Regions from separate parts of the Mus musculus genome. Here region 2 is linked to region 1. A link is a loop called in an ENCODE intact Hi-C map of the cell type or tissue named here. Cell type or tissue: heart. All regions are shown on one strand.

The links. A loop is a pair of places that touch in the nucleus more often than their neighbours do. Peaks named below come from ENCODE experiments on the same cell type or tissue, not always from the same donor. Only the 100,000 strongest peaks of a DNase experiment are listed, where the experiment ranks them.
Region 2: a loop joins it to region 1, with 2.2 times the contacts of the local background. A loop is called at or near these places in 4 of 42 quality-filtered maps.

Annotation. Positions count from the first base shown.
Region 1 is chr5:148,385,259-148,387,758 of GRCm38, forward strand. All of the region lies in intron 1 of Slc7a1 (solute carrier family 7 (cationic amino acid transporter, y+ system), member 1), which reads right to left. Among named protein-coding and RNA genes, the nearest start is that of Slc7a1, 13 kb to the right of the region's middle. In heart, a CTCF peak has its summit at 1,471 (motif pointing right); no DNase peak of the experiment used is centred here; H3K27ac peaks cover 296 bases.
Region 2 is chr5:148,443,758-148,446,257 of GRCm38, forward strand. No RefSeq gene overlaps it. Among named protein-coding and RNA genes, the nearest start is that of Slc7a1, 45 kb to the left of the region's middle. In heart, a CTCF peak has its summit at 1,409 (motif pointing right); a DNase peak (open chromatin) is centred at 134; H3K27ac peaks cover 554 bases.

The sequences.
Region 1 (2,500 bases):
AGGCATCCCAGGCAGGTTTCCATCCTTTGTTCCCTGAGGCAGACCAGGGCTGGACAGTGAGCCTTCTTCCCTGCCCTTTCTAGAGTCCTCTCCATCTTAGTTCCAGAGTCCTGTCTAGATCCAGCCCACCTCTCTGCTCGTCCTGTCTTGCAGACAAGAACCTCCCCTCGGCTCTTCACACGCTGCCCTTTGCTTAAGTCTGCTATGGCAAGCCTGCAACTCAGGAGCGCAGGAAATGCGAAGAACACAGTGGAGAGCTAACCCAAATACACGGCTCCCTCAGAGACGGTTTTTCCAGATCTCTTCTAGAGCCTCTCGGCTGGCCTTGGCTACTGTTCATTGCCCAGATGCTATCCCCCTAAATCCAAACAGGGTGTGTTTGCACCGGCAAAAATATATATTTAAAAAATCCTTTCATTTCCCTTCAATGGGAACTGTATATATTTGTCATGTATGGTTAGCTAAAAACCTTTTGAAAAATAAACCCAGGCTTCCTCCCCAGTGAGATATCTGGGGACCTCGACTTCTCATGGCCTACCCCGACATTCCAATCTCCCCCCAGAGACACCCCACACAACAGGACATGGCTGCCACCAGCCTGACACCAGGAAGTGCCTGGCCCTGCCGTGACTGGATAAGCATCCAATGGTGTCTGGTTAGGCGTGGAATGCTGGGCCCATAGCTTCTCACTCAATCTTTCCACAACTGGGATAAAGAGATTGCTCTAACTGGCAGAACCACTTCTGGACTATATTAATTTGAGGAGCATAGATCTGGTGGACCACGTGGAGATGGATGGTGGAGCCCATTTTGCCCCTTACAGTCATGCCGCTGGTCATTTCTGAACCGAAACAGGCAGGGGACGGACGGTTTCTAGAGAGCCACCTCTGTCATAGTCCTCACCCCAGACATCCTGTCTCTCCCCACCACACAGGGTCATCACTGTTCTTGTCTGATACACGATTTCTCAGTCTCACCTAACTGCACAGTGCTCTTTGGTGGTTCCATAGTCACGAACTGTCACCATTTCCTGATCAGAGCTGGAAATTCTCACAAAAGGAACGCTCATGGCGAGCCCTTCCAAATCCCAGAGCAGAGACGCTGGCCCAGTGTCTGCACTGAGAGACAGCCAAGTCTTAGGTAGACACACACTGAGTCTACCTATCCTGCAGGGGAGGGTGGGATGAATCACCAGCAGGAATGGCTTCTGTGTGGGTAGCAGGGGACCCTTCCTGGATTTTTGGGTTCGAAGGCCGGCCGTTTCAAGGCACATGAGAGCCCAGGATGCCCACACTTGAAACAGTCCCATCCCTTGAGAAATACTGCTAACAGGCGGCACGCACCATCTGTCACGGAATCTTCTTATACCTCTCTCTGTCTTGCTTGATCCTCTGTTAACATGACACAAGCTAGAGTCTTCTGGGAAGAGAGCCTCAACTGAGAGAATGACTGCATCCATTAGACTGGCCTGTAGGGGGCGCTGCCTTGATTAATGAAAACTATAAAAGAACCCACCTCTACGTAGGCGATGTCACTCCTGGGCAAGTGGTCTTGGGATGTCAGACAAAGTAACTGAGCAAGCTGGTGAGTAGTGTTCCTTCACAGTCTACTTCTACTCCTGCCTCCAGGTTCCTGCCTGAACTCCTGCCCTGCCTTCGCTTCCAGACGGACTATAATTAAGCTGATATAAACCCTTACTCCCCCAAGTCGCTTTTTGGTCCTGGTCTTTATCAGAGCAGTAGAAACCATATAAAGACACCCCCCCTGGTCACATATGAATACTTTCACCTGGCTGTGACCCATCAGGACATACCACCTCTTTTCATCCTCTGAAAGGGGTGAGTGTTCTTAGCATGGCTGTAGACTTGCTGGCATAATGCGTTGTCAGCCATAATGCCTCTGGAGGCAAATGAAGGCTTTGCATATTTCCAGTGACCACATCACGTGAGATGACTATAAACAACCCCTAAGTCCTGGAAAGAGGGACCATAAACCAACCTCGTTTCTCTCAAAACAATCAATGATTGGACACCCCCCCCCCCAAAGCCAACACACAGGACAAAATTTACAAACTACCCAGGGGGAACAGGGCAAGCTAAGTCTTCTCACTCTGCCGCCCATCCAAACCACGGCCACCACCCAGGGCCGTTCATCTCATCTGCAGAGGTGATCACACGTCCCAGACTGGAGGTGGGGGGTGTGAATGACATCTGCTTTACCGATGATTGGTTTTTGGCTTTATAAATGACCATTTTCTATGTCTTTAAAGGAATCCTGGTGACAAGCATAGGAATTAATGAATTTGTGAGACACAGCCAGGTGTGGTGGCACACACCTTTAGTCCTGGCATTCAGGAGGCAGAGGCTGGTAGAGCTCTGAGTTTGAGGCCAGCCTGGTCTAAAGAGTTAGCTCCAGGACTGCCCAGTCTACACAGAGAAACCCTATCTTGAAAAATAAAATAAGGGAGGGGGAGGGAGAGAGAAAGGCGTAAGACAGCCAT
Region 2 (2,500 bases), 58 kb after region 1:
AACCCTTGCAGCTTCTTGAAGAGTGGAATGCCTGTGCTCTGAGCTGCAGCAGAAAGCCAGCAGGCACCCCAGGCCCTAGGCTCCTGGCAGATGGACAAGGAAAGCGAAGCTTGTGGGCTGGGCCTTGGAGCTGCAATGCTCGCCCTCCCGTGCCTTTAGACTGACTCACTGGCATGTTGGCAGGCTGTTATTAAATGCTGCCTGCCTGTCTGAAGTCAGGGCTTGCAGCTTTGCTGCAGGCCATCACTTTAGAGGCTGTCCCATCCATCCACCACCCCGGGCACCTCCTGCCCACCATCCCTGGGAGCCTTCATTGATTCACTTCCTGCTCCTGGGTTTGTGCTGGGACACGCAGCCATGACCCCAGGGGCTCTTCTCCTTCCAGGTGCTAGTCCTTGGCCTCTCCCAGGTTTGCAGAGCACATTCCTCGAGTTTGTTCCCATTGCCCTTTGGCAGACAACTCGGGAAGGAAGGCTCTGGAGCCAAGAAGCAAATTTCCCTTGCTAAGCGCTGGTAGAACTCTCAGTACCTACAGTGCTGCTGGCCACCTCTCTTAAATACTCTTTCCAGCCTCCGCTAGGCAAGCACTGCCCACGATCTAACAAGCATGGCACCCCTGAAATCTCTCCCGCCTCTGTCTCCCACCTCGGCATCCCGTGAACTGCTGTGTGCACCATTAACACTTTATACCCTTGGTTTTCTGTGTCAGCTAGGTGGCATGGTGTTATTGGGAGTGGGGGTGGGGGGAGCGCAAGAAAATGGCCAGGTCCCAGGTCAGTGTGGGAGGTGAAAGGGACAAGTGTCATTAATGGCTTTCCTTTTTGCAGACTGAATAGGGATGGGAGCAGATGCGTTGTGTGCCAGGTTATCCTGCAGAAGTCATTGGGAAGTCACTTGCAAGAGCCAGTTAGTCTTCTCGACCACAGCCTTAAAGCCGGCCAATGTTCCATGGACCTTACTGGAAATTTTTGTTGCAAGGAAAGTGAGTTCCTGTTCACAGGACACAGTGTGATAGCTGGACATTGAAGTACTATGTGGGAAATCCTTCCACGGCCCAGAATGATTGTCTAGAGACAATGGCAGGGAGCATGGTAATAAATTTCTTCTGCTCAGTTCCTATTGTCTAGAAACCCAACCTTGCATTTTGCATAAATTAGATCATGGGGAGAAAGTCTTCACTGGGCAGTAAAAGGCCTTTGGGATGATATATAGGGTAAAAAGTGGAAACATTGATCCCATAGAGGTGAATAGTTCACAGTCCTGGTTATGGTTCATTAGTGCTGAGTATTGTGGGGTCAGATCATGGGTGTGAAAAGCCAGTATTTTCTTTATTTTATGTGTATTGGTGTTCTGCAAGCATACATGTTGGTGTGCCATGTGTGTGTGCAGTACCTGTGGAGGCCAGAAGAGGGCATCAGATCACCTGGAGTTGTGATCTGCCATGTAGGTCGTCGGGAATCTAACCCAGGTCCTTTGGAAAAGCAGCCAGTGTTCCCAATGGCTGAGCCATCTCTCTAGCTTCTACAACATCATCTTAAAGAGTTTCCTTGACAATGAACACCTGCAGAGCATACACTGTGAGCCCAACTCAGAATGTTACAGTTCACCCAGATACTTGTTCAGTCCCTGTATCTATTTTTGTTTGTTTGTTTACCGTGCTTGAGAGCAAACCCAGCCACTGATGGATGCTAGGGGAGTCTTTCAAAGGAAGTCGGAGGAGGTTAGCAATTTAGCCACTGCCCTGGTTACTTCTCCTCTTCTGCAGAGAAACACCATGACCAAGACAACTTGAAAAAGAAAGCATTTAATTTAGGGGACAGTGTAGCAGAGTCTATGGTCAGCAAGGCAGGAAGCAGGGCAGCAGGCAGGAGTGATGGAGCATCAGCTTGAGAGCTTACATCTGATCCACAGGTAGGAGACAGACCAAAACGGCTCACAGGGAATGGCTTGGGCTTTTGAAACCTCAAAACCCACCCCAGTGACTCAGCTCCTCCAGCAAGGCCACGCCTCCTAATCCTTCTCAAACAGTTCCACCAACTGGGAACCAAGCATTCAAATATATGAACCATGGGAGCCATTCTCATTCCAACTACCACACCCACCATTAATTATGTGCATGCCCAGAGGGAGATCTAGGGTTCAGACCTCATCAGACTCTAGCATCTCTGGTCTAAACCCTTGGATAACTTCCCTTTTCTTCCTCACTCCCAAGTTCCCAGGTGCTCCAAAGCTGGCTACTGCTTTTTTTGAGCTTTTCCCAGCCTGGCAGTTAGCTGTTCTAGGCTGAGGCCTGCCTAAGCAAGAGCGCAATCTGTTTTGAGTGAAATGAGAGTGGAGCAGGCCTTTAATCTCAGCACTCAGTAGACCCGAAATGAAACAAAAACAGAGAATGAAAGCCAAGCAGAGGGCAGATGCAGGATGAGCTGCTCCAGGCTGATCTGCCACGGGTTCCCCTTAGGGGAAAAAGATGAGAAAGTTGTACGTTGGGCAAAATGTGTGT